Linked DNA regions of Mus musculus: region 2 is linked to region 1. Evidence: chromatin loops called from intact Hi-C (ENCODE). Cell type or tissue: left cerebral cortex. All regions are shown on one strand. Links, peaks and the distances in the headings refer to the core of each region. The heading gives the core; the rest is flanking DNA. Region 1 has its middle 81 kb from the start of Mir6419. Region 2 has its middle 160 kb from the start of H2al2a.

Region 1 (7,303 bases), core at 875-5,874:
TGTCTTAAAGCCTCCACAAAGACAGAGCCCAGCTTTTGCCAAAGCCCACCATGACTCCTCTAGAGGTATGCACTCCAAGCACAAAGGTGGCCTACATGTGCTCCACCCAAAAGCCTTCTGCTTTCTTTCCCAAAAACAGGGTCTCCCACCTAATGGCTATCCAGCCATCCTATTAGCAAACACAAGAAAAAATAGAAGAGTTGTTAATACCACAAAACCTACCATTGCTGTGATTTTGTTTTTGTACCAATCCATGGGAGTTCCTTGACTCAAAATTCTGTTTAAAATCTTCACCAGGTCAGATCTACCCCCGTCTCTGATCCCAATACCCAACCCAATCCGTACTATTAGCATAAACACTTAGTTAAAAATATTTTCCATTTTTAGCTATGTCTGTTTCTTTCTTGCTGTTTATTCGGGGTATTCCCAGCCTCTTCATCAGTCCCAGTGGTGCTGAGAGCTCATCAGAGGCAGAAACCCCACTGCAGGTGCAGATGGGATTCCTAGATGCTAACATGGTCATCCTCACAGAGGATGCTGCTAACAGAGACAGCATGCTAAGCCATCTCTAACAACGCTGCTCCCGTTACTCATTTAACTTCAGAACCACATGGAAAGAAGCAAAACAAGGGAAAATGGGATGCAAGAGGAGTTTCTGTCTTCTGAAGTAAGAATGGGACATCCTTGGTTGAAATGCTGTGACAATCTGGATTACAAACCCACAAAGGGGCCTAACAGCAATGACAGCTCTCCCTCATCCTCATCCTCAAGGCAGTGGTCCCAAGATCCTCTGTGAACACTGAAATCCTCAGGTTTTAATTATCATATTACCTCTCGTATTGTAAATCATCTCTTGACCATCACGTAGAAAACCTAATGCGACACAAGTGTTACGGCCAGGGTTGACCTATTTAATCATTCAGGCACAGTGATGATTTTTCCAAAGCCTATGACTGTTTAGTACAGATGCCGTTGCTTCTCCTGAATATTTTCAACCAATGGTTGGTTGTGGTTGAACCTATAGATGTGGATAAGGGGCACTGACGACACTTTCATAAAAGTTAGAGGTCCTCTCATGACCATTTAATTTCTAATTTTTTTAAAAAGTGGCTCAGAAGTGACTGAGGCATGTCACCAGTTCATAACAAGAGGTGCTGGAAACTAAGAGTGTGGGTTTTTTCCTTCATTGATACCCAAAGGAACAAGACCTAGGAAGAGTGCCACGAGGAACCGATGGCACTCTCGGGCAGTTTCCCTGGGGATGTGGGACTATGACAACTACTAGCCTCTTTCAAGAAGGAGGAAAGTGTCAGGGTTGTTTTATCACAGAGCCCATGTAGTTGTTCAAAACTTAAGACTGTGCCCCTGGTCCAGTGGGGACTATCTCTGTAGCAGTCCCCCTCATTTCCCTTGTACAACCCCCAGGGAAGCTGCCAGAAACCACAGGATTTTTCAAACTACAGTATCACCTTTCTCCATCACCAACCTGCCAACACTCTGATACCCTCATAAAACATTTGAAAATCACACATTTGATAAGAGATTAATATCCAGAATGCAAAGAGCTCCCACAGTTCAATAACAGAATAGCAAACATGCCAGTTTATAAGTGGGTAAAGACTTTGAACAAACATTTTTCCAAAGAGGATAAGCAACTGACCAATAAACTAAAAAAAAAGGGGGGTCCAAATCACTGATCATCAGAAAGATGCAAATCAAGATGCACCGTACTACTTCATGGCCGGTATTTTTTTAATGGTGTTAGTGGAAATGTGGGGACATTGGTATGTGTGGGTGTTCTATATAACCCAGAACTCCATGTCTGGATCTGTCCTGCCAAAAAGCAAAGTAGAAAATCAGATGTACACTCACAGTCACACTCCATTCATCAACAGCAGCCACAATGTCAGAGCAGGCGAGCTGACTACAGCAGAACAAATGGAGAAGCAAAATGTGGTGTGTACGCAAGGCTGAGTGGCACCTTTAGAAAGAGAGGAAGTTCAACACTCAAAAACACGTCAGCATGTTGAGAACGTTATACACAGTGAAATAAGCCAATCGCAATGGGAGAAGTACCATTTTATTTATGCATGTGAAGCACCTAGAGAGGTCAAATTCATAGACACTGTGGTGGTCATGGTCAGGGGAATAAGGAGTCAGTGTGCAATAAATAAATGCTGATTATCTAAACATTTGTGTAACATTTGTGGTTAAGAAGTGGATGGTCAGCATTCTGGCACTCCGCGGTGGTGGTGAGCGCACAGCCATTGGGTTTAGTTAGTAGCACATAGAACCCATTCTAAGTGAGCAAAGTAGTCGTATACTATCTCTATTTTTCATAATAAACATGATAGGTATAAAAAGTAGCCAACACAGATTTTAAAATTATCTACATTATAATATCTGATATTAAGGCCAGTGGTTGACATTTATATTGCCCCTGAACAATACTGGAGGGGGTAAATACCACTTTTCTTTATAAAATAAAAGGCAAGGGGGGCAGGGGAAAGGGCTCTGCTCTCACTCATCCCCAAAACTTCTCCAAAGCACAGTAAGTTTTAAGTTACTTTTGGCACCAAGAAGTAAAACTATGTGAATGTATGTATGCATGCATGCATGCATGCGTGTATATACATATACTTAAAACCATATTAGTCTTTTGTGGTTTGTCTATTTAATTTAGCCTTCTATCACTTTTACAATTTTAATTCTGTGTCGTTTTGATTTCATACTTTCTCTCACTCTATGCCTCATTCAGAAATCCTCTAACACTGGTCCCTCTACCATGTACCTGTGTGGCGGAGAAAGTCTCCTCCCTCTACATTAAGATTGTTAGATCTAAAATTGAGAGGGAAAACAGACTCAACAGATGTCTCAACGGTCCTGGCTATGGGCTCTCAGCATCATTAATGAGCTCAAGTAAAAGCTTCAGCCATTTGAAAAGCTGGACCGATAGGCCAAGCCCAACAATGATGCAGAGTGAAGGCAGCAGTAAGCACTATCCCTCAGTGCTATTCCGAAAACGAGCTTTGGGGGGCAGCGAGGCAGTAGGTACATAAAGAGAATACATTCTACTGGAAGGAAAGCACAACAGTCAAAACTCTACATTTATTCACTCTTTGTGCCCAGATTCAGTCCGCAAATAAACCCGGTGGCAAAAGCACAAAAATACAAGGATGGAATGGGATCTGGCATATCCTAAAATGTTTTATTACTTCCTGTTACTTATAGTATGGTTAATAGCAACCAACCACTATTGCTTTAATATTATTATAGGAGTTGTAATGAACAGTTTTGTAAGAGAAACAAATAATGGAAATAGGAGAAGTTAGAGTAAACGAGTGGTTTTCTTCCCTAGAGTCCTTCATACTCTCAATATGAGTCAGCAGTGTCTACAGAACTTATCATCCTGAACTCTTACCCAGGCTAATACACCTGGAAAACCTTCTCAGTTTCCAATGCACACAACTTCCTTCCTTCTGTTTCTATGAATGACCTGTACACACATGTCAAAGTCCTCCATTCCCATGACATAATCACTTGGGTAGGACTTCAAAGGTTTTGGATGCTGAAATTATCATGCACCTACACCTTGCATCCAGAAGTTTCATGTTCCAGATCATTCTCTATACATGCATCCAAGGCAAATACACTTGCTCTTGTTTTTAGAGGGAAAGAGATAAGGAGATGGGTCCTTGGACAAAGCTGAAGGCTGAGGCTAGTTCAGCTTGCTTCTGCCTCGGGCCACGTGGTGGCACTGTTGATTCCAGTTTGCTTCCTGCTGCCAATATGTCAATAGGCAACCTTAACAAGCATATGTGGCTCTTGCCCCATAAGAAACTTCATTAAGCCCTGGAAGCCTTAGAGAGATAACAAACACCTGTATCTCCATGACCTCCAGATCTGAATGGAAACCACCTGGGAAGACCCTCCTCTCCCCATGCCTCCTCCTTTCAGAACACCTCCTTGTTTTCTCTCAGTGCCCCTCAGCTTGCTTCCATGGAACCATGGACTCTAGTCAGAGCCTCCAATGATGTGTGGCACTCTGGTAAAGTACCTTGGGTGCTGCTCTGGCAGTGGTAACAATGGGGAAGGGACTGGGGAAGGAAATGGGATTTTTAGAAGTACCTATATGTTGATAATGTTTTTAATACAACAGAAAATTCAATGCACAGATTTTATTTGATAAATCTTCCAACATATCTGTGGGGAAAGTCCTATTTTGAAGCTAAGGAAAAGAAACTAAGGGTCTTGGGGGTTAAGTACTTCCTTAAAAGCAGGCCCCAGAATTTCTGGACCCAGGACTCTTATCCAAGTCCCCAACAGCACACCACCTTGTCACAGCCAATATTTAACAGGCTCCCAATGAAAATGCATCCAGAGGCCCAACACTGCTGAACAGCAATAGAAAAGAACAGGGCAGCCCGCCTGTCATGAGGGTGTGTGGCTCTTATGTTCACCTAACCCACTCTACATCTGCCCCATAAAACCCACCTACTGGTTTCATATTACATCATGTGTTCACTTTGATTCTCCTCCTTCAAAATGGTCAACATCATCTCTTTTAAAGGATTTCAGCTATATAAGAATTCAGAGGAAGCAAACCACACTGATGCACATCACTGTTTGGTCCCTTGTGCCTCCTGAGATAGCTCTACTTTCATTCAATATTGATTACTGCTTCTCTCTATAAAAAGGGAATATTACAGAGGACTTGAGCAATGACCATGAGTATATCAACAATTTTTCATTCTTGCAAGGAATGGCATGTACTGAGATTCCTCAGTACGAAAATCAGTGTTCTGTGATGTCTGAACAAACTCCAAACATTAATTATCACCAGTGAAATAAAAGACACAGGGAGGATATTGAAGACAGCTGTGAACTTACTATAAGCGTTTAGTTTATGGTGTCTTTTTTAAAAAATGGTTGATTGAAATGAATACCAAAGTTTTAAAGAAACACAGCACAGCTCACATATATACATGAGTTCTATTTATATTGACACATATATGCCTTACATATAAAACAAAAGAATGTCATCATTTCCTTACACAGACACTTTGGGTTAGTGTGTGTGTGTGTGTGTGTGTGTGTGTGTGTGTGAATACAGGTACTGAGGAGGCCAGAAGTGTAGGTTCTAGTGGGTTGTTGGCCTGATGCTGCTTATATTCTAATGCTAATACTGGTTCCTCAAGACTGGTTGCTCCAAAGAGAGTCAACACAGAGACACAATGCGACCTTGCCGCCAAATTATTTCTGATTGGTAAGTGAAGATGCAGACAGCCAATAGCTGGACAGAAGAGACATGGGTGGGGTAGAAACACCAGGTCAGGAATAAATATTTCTACAACAGATGGATCCCCTGGAGCTAAAGTTACAAATGGTCCTGGGGATAAATCTCAGGTCCTCTGGCAGAGCAGTAAGTACTCTTAACCACTGAACCATCTCTCCATCCCATATTATTTACATATTCTATGGTCTTGAGATTGCCAAAAACTCCACAAATTCCTCTTTTGACATTGCATTCAATGCCTGAGACATACATTTTTTTACTTTCCTATCTGTTGATAAATATTCATATCTGGGGGGTTGGATTTCAGTTAGGGGAACTGCTGCGTCAGTTGGGAGTAAAGCTACCACATGGGCTGGAGGAAACTGCTTGCTTCAAAGACAAGATTCATTCACTGAATTAGTCAAGTAACAGTGGTGCAGGACAATCTGGAGTTGGTCTCTCTCCCTAGGGTCCTGCAAGCAGATAGACAAGAGAAGACAAGCAGGTAAATGAATAAAGGCTTACAAAGAAAATGCTCCCAAGAAGATCTGGGCAACTCTGGCATCTCGGCAGCTGGGAGAAGCCATGATGAGCTTCTGGACTACCTTAAAGCAGAGAGTTTAAAAGCAGGCCCAGGAGGAGGTGGTGTCAAACCCATTTGAGCAACAGCAACTTCAGTATCTACAATGACCTAGACTGATCATGCAGACATTCAGATTATCATATGTGTTACTATTAATTAACATTTAACACATAAACACATATTTTTCCTAGGTCTATTCACCAAGAGAAACAATGATACCCTGATAGCAAGAAGACACCCGAATGCTGACTGTCAGTGAGATTGTTTCCCTGTCAGAGATACTTGGATAAATGGTTGATTCCATGGATACAGGCAAGAAAAGTATTCAATGAACAGGGACATCATTTCTGCCAGAAAGCTATGCCCAAAGAATTGGGGGAATGGGACAAAGGTCACAGAAAATTACAATGCCTGGTATGGGACAGTTTAAGGATCAAAATAATGGTGAATTAGCATCCCTTGAATAGAATGAAAAACCCTAAGACATGCTGGAAAAATAAATGGACAGTAAAGATAGATACATGGTTTCATAGATTCAATTGTTTCTCAACAATTCTTAGTAATTTGTAAGGCATGATCTTGACTAATGATGAACCTTAATAAATCAGTATTGCTGTCAATCAAAACCTGTGTCACTGGATGGATGTGTCTTAGTTAGGCTTACTATTGCTGCAATGAAAGACCACGACCAAAAGGCAAGTTGGGGAGGAAAGGATTTATTCAGCTTACACTTCCATACTGCTGTTCATCACCAAAGGAAGTCAGAATAGGAACTCAAACAAGGCAGGGATCTGGAGGCAGGAGCTGGTGCAGAGGCCATAGAAGGATGTTGCTTCTTGGCTTGCTTCCCCTGGCTTGCTCAACCTGCTTTCATATAGAACTTAGAACCACCAGTCCAGGGATGGAATCACCCACAATGGCTGGGCCCTCCCCCTTCAATCACTAATTAAGAAAATGCCATACAGCTGGAGCTTATGGAAACATTTTTTCAATTGAGGTTTCCACCTTCCAGATGACTCTAGCTTGTGCCAAGTTGACATAGTCTAGCCAGCACAAGATGTGTTCAAAGAACACAGCAAGAGTTCCACAAATCTCCTGCTGCTGATACTTGGAGATAATCATGAAAATGCACTCATAACCCAAACCGAGGGATGTGACAGCCCTTTCAACAAGACATGAGAGTCACTAGACACCGAAGGAATTTGTGCAGGTCAGCAGAAGCCAAAAAAGGGCAGCAACCAAGCACAACACATCATACTAGACAGGAACCTCCTACCAAAAAAGGAGGAAAGGGAATATTGACACAGCTGAAAAGCTAATAACAGAATCTTAGGGCCAAACAATATTGATACTAGTTTCCTGGGCTTGATGGCATTGTGGAAATCCTTGTGTGTAAGGAATCCATACTAAAATGTTTGGTGGTAATATGTAACTTGGGCAGGCTA
Region 2 (7,303 bases), core at 1,092-6,091, 190 kb after region 1:
AGTATTCTGCTAGCAGCCTTCAAATAAAGATGTAGAACTCTCAGCTCCTCCTGCACCATGCCTGCCTGGATGCTGCCACGTTCCCACCTTGATGATAATGGTCTGAATTTTGAACCTATAAACCAGCCCCCAGCTAAATGTTGTCCTTAAAAGAGTTGCCTTGGTCATGGTATCTGTTCACATCTGTAAAACCCTAACTAAGACACATTATGTGTATATGTGGAGGTCAGAGGTCAACACTGGATATTTTCCTCAGTTACTTTCCACGTTACACACAAAGTTTCTCACTAAACCCAGAGCTCACCGATATAGCTGGGGTGGCCAACCAGCAATCCCCAGGGATCCACCTGTCTCTTCTTCCCCATCAATGGAATCAAAGATGCACACTGCCACAGACAGCTTTTGCATGGTTGCTAGGAATAAAACTCAGATCTTTACAATCATGCAGTAAGGATTTTTTGCTCAGCTCTTTGAAATCATTTTATGTCTATCTAGAATGCATAGCAGTGAAATATTTAAAGACTCCATTAAATATCCATTGCCATTATTGATAAATGTAATATTTATGTGTCTTCTGATAATATGGACAGGTTTCTAAGCCAACTGGACTTTCTTGTGTATAAATTTTCAAAAGAATAATGGAATCTTTCATCCATAGAGCCTGTATGTTCTGTTAGCCAGGGCTGGTTTAGACATAACTTCTAGGATGTGCAGACCAAATAGACAAAGTTTTCCAACACATGTGAAGCAGGGGATCTGGGATCCCCTGTAGCTACATACAACAGGAACCCCATGAAGGACTCCACACACATATTCCTGACTGCCCAGTCCCATGGCTGGACCTTACTTCTTCGGAGTCTGCAACTTAAACAACGTGGCAGGGCTACTTATTCTGAACAAGCAATGACTCACTCTGTGGCCGGCTAGAGGTCAGCATTCTGATGGTGTACAATCTCCTTAGCTCACACAGTATGCTGTGGTATAACAGCACAGTGCCATAGTGGAGGTCTCTATCCAGACACTCATCATAGGACAATCTACCAAAGTCTGTTGCCCTACTTCCAACCACCAACGTGACAGTGATGGTGACTCCCCCTAGAACTCCAGGCCAGGCCATTTTAGGCCACACTGCAAGTCCAAGAGATTGGTACTCATGGACACTGGTGTAACTCATGAGAGGCACAAATGGGAATTAGAGCAGGAACGTTATGTCCAAAGGCCAGATATGAGAATCAGCTGTCTCTGTTGGGAATAGAGAAAAGCCCAAAAGAGTTGGGTAGAGATGCCAAATCTGAGAGAAGGAGATAGAAATGGGTAAGCGAAGACAACCAGAGTTGTGTTGTGAAAGCTAAGCCAAAGCACAGCTGGATTGAGTACAAGGGCCTCCTGAGCCTTGTATTCGAAGTATAAGCTGTGCTGTCTCACTGTTTGCTATGGTGGAACATCGCTGGGTGAGCTTGGGAGGGCATGTCCAAAGAACATTAGATTAGGAGGGAAAACAGAGTGATTGTGAGCAGCCGCATCCCATCATGCTAGGGCCCCTCCGATAAAACAGGAAAGGGAAAAAACAGGGGATATAATCTGTCTCTCCCTCCCTCCCTCACTTCCAGCTGCCATGATGAACTGATCCTCTGAAACTGTGGTCCCAAATAATGCTTTGGTCTCTTGCATTCTTTTTGTTCAGTTATTTTGTGATGGCAATGAAAAGTCTAAGGCAGGAAGTACTTGATGGCTAACCAATGTTGGTTGGTTGGTTGGTTGGTTGGTTGGTTGGTTGGTTGGTTTTTGTTTTATTTTGCTTTGTTTTTTTTTTCCTTTGCCACATTGATTTTAAGAGTACGTCTCAAGGGTGGGAGCAGGAGCCTACACTGGAGTTAGAGATTTATAACTTTGGTTTGGTGTTTGGGGAGGGACATGCCTTTGCTCATTGTCTTTGAGCATGGCTAGGAATGTATGCCACCCTAAAGGCAATAGTCATACCCCTTAAAACCAAGAGCAGAGCTAATCTTACAATAAATGACAGACCACGGAAGGCCAAGGAGGGAGAGAGAAAGCACGCCCAGCTTTCATAACCTCACGAGGTCCAGCCAGCCCTGCCTAGCCTTACTTCTGGGGTTTCCTAGGAAGGAAGTCAGTTTTGCTCCCTGATTGCTTAGCTGACTTGTTTAAGTTGCATTGAAACAGAAGCAGCCCTCGGAGACCAAGGCCCACAGGGAATGCTAATACTGAATAACGTCATCCAAGAATCCAGTCCAGACTTCTGCAGCCTCCCAAGCCTAGACAGGACAGTGCCAGCTAGGAGTCAGCCATCCAACCCTGATCAGCTTCAGAGCCACTTCCCAAAGGCCCGGAAGGTTCTGGAGGGTTCCCAGGGTCTGTAGTGTGCCAGCCTCACCGACAGGACCTACTGAGTCCAGTCAATCTCCTGGGCTCCTTCACTGCATTATTAAGTGTTTGACTGGCTTGTTTGCAGCCAAAAGCATTTACTTTTAATTTAGACAATTTCCCCCTTTTTAATTTTGCCTGCCTTTGAAATAGGTCTGCAGAGCGATGCTGTGTCACAGACTGCCCTTGATGTCTGTGTTCATTTGTTAGCATATTTGGCGTATCTGCAGCCAAGAAGCCGTAGGCACTGGATCGTTATGTTCCTCTGTTTTCCCTTTTCAAGGATTCTGTTAAAATCCATAATGTAACCAGACAAGCAGAACATTCAGGCATTCTTCTGAAAGTTAAGCCTTCTGCCTCTGCACCTCCAGTCAGTTCCTGCTTCGTACCTGGCGTCTCTGAAAGAGAAGAACGCTGCCCTTCCGTGTGCCCTCACTAAAGTCTCGGCCACACACAAGGCAGTACCTCCATTAGCCCAGAGCACTTTTCTTTGTTTTCCATCATGCTTCCAGGAGCAGCAAGCAACAAACAACAAACAAGCAACATGTGCAAAACATCAACAGATATCGTACGCTTCAAATCTCAGGGCAGCGGGGGAGGCTGCTGTGGGCAGGAAGCATGCCATTCAAGTTGGTACAGAGGGATAGTCAATTGCAATGATCGCTTTGATCTGCTGATCCCCTTATCGGATTCCTCTCTGCGATTCTGCTTATGGGGAGAGTTTTTTTCTCTCTCATCACTAATCATCTTGCAGGTCCTGGTTTATACCTATTAGACTAAACACACCCTGGGGAAGTAGTGGCTAACTCTGGTCTGTACACATCTGAGATGTCAAAGCGGCAGGAATCCACAGAGCTCCGGGCTTCTCTGATTAATGTCACCGACATGAAACATCCAAATTCTCTGAAAACAAAGCGACTTTCTTTGGACTCCAACTTCAATTCTAGCCTTCAAAAAAGGATGCTGAGGACCATGATGGAATTGTTTCCACCCTGGGTGTCTTACCTTTGAAATAAAGGGGTGTATCACCTTTGACACACACCCACATGCCCAAGGCAACCCATCTTCCTGGCCCTGTCTCTCACTCCCGGCTGTTGCCATGGTTTGCTCAGAAGAGCAGCTGCCCAGAGACAGCATGGAAATGGAGTGCACACTGAGTCAGTCCAAGTATCGTCTAGGATAATGAGCAGAGGTCTCAGGATTTTGAAAGCCAAAATGCCCTGTCTTTTGTAAGGCTGCCCTCAATGGAAAGGGGACAAAGGGAGGAAGGCCTAAGTAAAACAGACTTTGTCTTATTAACCTGGTGCACACGCCTGTGATCGGTGGCTTAGCTGGCAAATTGCAAGGACCTCGATGGGAGATTCAGAATGCAACAAGTGGATGTTGCTATGGAAACGGATCAAATGAACCCCAAGAATGAAGGCCCTCAGCCTGGGGAGAATGCTGGAAGAGGGTGGATGTTGCTTTGAATGCGCTGAGCTGATGTCGGAAGCCCGTGCAAGGGGAACGGCTTCCGAGGCTCTCGCTAACTTGGCGTCCTGAGGGCGACACGAGAAGCTTGCCCCAGGTCAGTTGGTTTAGAAAAAGACGAAGACGTTCTCTGCCCCTCGGCTGAGGACCCAGGCTGCATGAACCTCTGCTAGCTCCAGACTCAGTTGGCCCGAGGCCTGCTGTCCACAGGGCCTGGGAAGTGTGTTCCATCTACAAAAGTCCCTACCCCCATCCTTCGGTGCCAAGGCTGGAAACTCTGGGTGAAACAAAGGAAAGAGACAAACTGGGGCTTTGACTCACTCAAAGAATGGGCAGTCGGGCAGTGGGAGGGTTTACTCTCAGGAAGTGATCAGATTCAAGGTCATACTCCCAAACCCTCCCTCCAAGAAATGCTTCATTTTCCAGATAAAATTAGACTGTGTCAGAGCACACTGGATAAATTTAGGGTTCTACCCTGAGGCTTGGGTTGGGGACAGAGCTGGATTTAATAACATCTGTCATCCCTTCCAGACCCGTGATTCTGTGATAATTGGCTGGCGGGAGCACTGGTTTTCCAGGACACCCATGATTACAAGGCACTCTTTAAATGCACCGTGTAGACACTCCAAACAGCACAGTTGTAGATAATTACCCAGTTGGGAGTTTCTATATATGTAATAACTAACACAGGATAGGCTAGTCAGAGTCAGGGGGCCAGAAAGGTTCTCTGAAAAGGAGAAGTCAGTCCTCGGGGTCCTGAAGGAAGCACGTGAGTCTTCTACTTTGCTCTACTCTATCTACTGTGTGCACAGATGGAGTTCTGTGTCTGGGGTGCTCAAAGTCACAGTAACAAGCCCAAGGGTGGCCATAACAGCGCCAAACAGAGAGGAACACTGAGTTCTAGGCTTTATCCAAAGCTGAGCACCACTCATGCAAAAACCCACAGTGCTCCACAATGTGAAACAGGTTCAATGCCCGTGAGATATGACAAGTCTTCATTCAACACAAACCTTGTTTCAAGCTCAAACTTATTTAAAAATACTGTATTAATTTGCATCTGGATTATGTGCATAAAGTATATATGAAACATGAGTCTTAGGCTTAATGTCAAGTATCAGTCTCAAGCTATTTCCCTACATGTACGCAAACATTTCCTACTTCTGAAACACTCAGAACCTGACTTTTGGAAGATAAGAGTATCAGGTCAAAGCTGTAAGCACGTGAGTTGGGATCTGTGGTCATTTGAATGAAAATGGCCCAATCAAAGAAAACACATGGTGGGACTCATGGCTCTAGCTGCGTATGTAGCAGAGGATGGCCTAGTGCCAACCACAATTCAGCTTTAGTATTTAAAATGCACCCCTCTCACAGCTTGTGACCACTCAGAAGAGAATGATAACTACAAAATCAGGATGATGTCAACAAAAGTATGGGACAGATCTGGAGGTAGTGTACAACTTGTAATGTGCTCAGAAAAATTAAGACTTAAGACGCTATATCCAAGTTTATGATAGTTTACATGGTGTGTAGACTATAACTACTCGGTGGATTTTAGTTACCATATCTGATCAATTTTAGATCTTAAACATAGTTCAGTGGTAGGACACTTGGCTAGCATGTAATGTGCCTGAGTTCAGTCCTTAACACTGAAACAATAGTGACAATGACAATAATAATAATATCTTGCCACATCTACTCAGGAGATTAAAGCAAGAAAATTACATCAGCCCTGGAGTTCAAGGTCAGCTTGGGCAATAAGGTGACTCTGCCACTCAATATGGTAATAGTAACAATAATAACGATAACCGTAATAGCATTAAAAGTCTATTTTGGTCACTGTGAGATCTGAATGTCTCATGAGAATGCAAAAAAAGCAATTCTTCCTGGGAGCAACAGAAATAAGGGTGTTTGTGACTTGTCCCATCTCCCTCTGGACAGGCCTCTCCTGAAGGCATTTCTAGTAGAATGTCAGTTTGGCGCCTCTGAGAGGGCACAGCTGTGTGGAGGCACACAGTAAGACAGACAACTCCAACTGCTGTCTCAGGCAGGGCTGGACTGAAGCCAACAGGCCTACCTCCCTGAGATGAGAACAAGAAACAAGAATGCCTGTGACAGCCATCTCCTGAGTTTCACGGAGATGAGATCTTCAGGATAAAACCTTGCAAGAGCTCTGAGATTCTTGGGAGCACAATGAATGGAGTTGCTTTCATCTTCCTTATCCTCTAAAGAGTGGGTGTTTAATATTCCAAAGCAGGCCAATTTGTCAAACAAAATAATAAATGCTTATGGTTGGAAATACCCAGCCACACCAGAACATTTTACTTCAAAGGTTAGATGTTCCTTTATTATCAAAGATTACTAATATCAACACTTGAGGTAAGAACCCACAGCTCATTAATGCTGCATATAATTGCACCAAGCTGTCCACACTAGCTTTTTCCGCTGGGCTAAATCTGTTGTTTATCAAGACTCACTGAAGAGAATATATTTGCATATTTTAGTGAGAGTAAATGTCTAATAGAGTAAAAAGTTTACCTCTAAGGTAGCGGTCTTCTCTTCCAGCTTTGGTCTCCAGGTATAGATCTGTGCCATCTTCTATTAATTTCCAGTCTGACTTGCACAGAGCAAACACTACAAGGAGAGGGAGACTTGGCTTTGGAAATGAATCAACGAAGAGAATTTACTTAAGACAAATTTGAGTCTTTCTTTGTTCTCCAATTCTCCATAGCTAATAGGCATGAACTCTGTGCAAAATTACAGTAAGAAAATTGTTGTCTGAAATAATTAAAGTGTTTTTCAAGGCATTATCTCAAATTTACAACAATTATACCATCCTCCCCAAAGTCAAACCATCTAGAATTCCACTGAATAGTGGCATCATCTGGTGGACACCAGCGATACTGCAGCCCCCATCCAAGTTTGTTGTCAGCCTTCCATGGGAAATGCTAATTTCCTAAGGAATCTGTAAGCCATCGAAATAAATTCCGTTAACCATACTGAAGTGAGCCTCAGGTTTCCAAATTATTACAGTTCATATAGATAAACCTTACCCACTAATTGAACTTTCCTAGACATTCCTAATTATTCTGTGTACAAATTTTATTTCACCCCAAAAGGTCATGAGCTACCTGAGATCCAGGCTTTCAACTTTTTCTTACCCTTTAGACTTCCAACTTGATCCATGGGTTCTTGGTTTCAACTTGGCAGGGGCTGGATATATAAAGAAAGAGAGTATGCTCCTAAAAGTATGCAGAATGTGTAAGTCTGCATAACATTTATTTACTTTGGGAGAAATTATAAATGAGTGTAGCTGTTATGGGAAACCATGCTTTGGGCTAGAAAGAGTACATCCATACCTCTTTGTGTGACTATATGTATGTGAGGCTAGAGGAGTAAGATCAGATCTCTCTGGAGCCAGGATGTTGAGAACCAAACTCAGGGCCTCTAC

The links. Hi-C counts contacts between places; a loop is a spot of excess contacts. Peaks named below come from ENCODE experiments on the same cell type or tissue, not always from the same donor. Only the 100,000 strongest peaks of a DNase experiment are listed, where the experiment ranks them.
Region 2: it touches region 1 in a loop (7-fold over the local background); 30 of 42 quality-filtered maps call a loop at or near these places.

The regions. Positions count from the first base shown.
Region 1 is chr2:17,641,059-17,648,361 of GRCm38, forward strand. It overlaps a transcript of Nebl not described here. Among named protein-coding and RNA genes, the nearest start is that of Mir6419, 81 kb to the left of the region's middle. In left cerebral cortex, for the core only: CTCF peaks have their summits at 3,027 and 3,736 (motif pointing right); DNase peaks (open chromatin) are centred at 3,048 and 3,755.
Region 2 is chr2:17,835,425-17,842,727 of GRCm38, forward strand. No RefSeq gene overlaps it. Among named protein-coding and RNA genes, the nearest start is that of H2al2a, 160 kb to the right of the region's middle. In left cerebral cortex, for the core only: no CTCF peak of the experiment used is centred there; DNase peaks (open chromatin) are centred at 3,808, 4,091 and 5,878.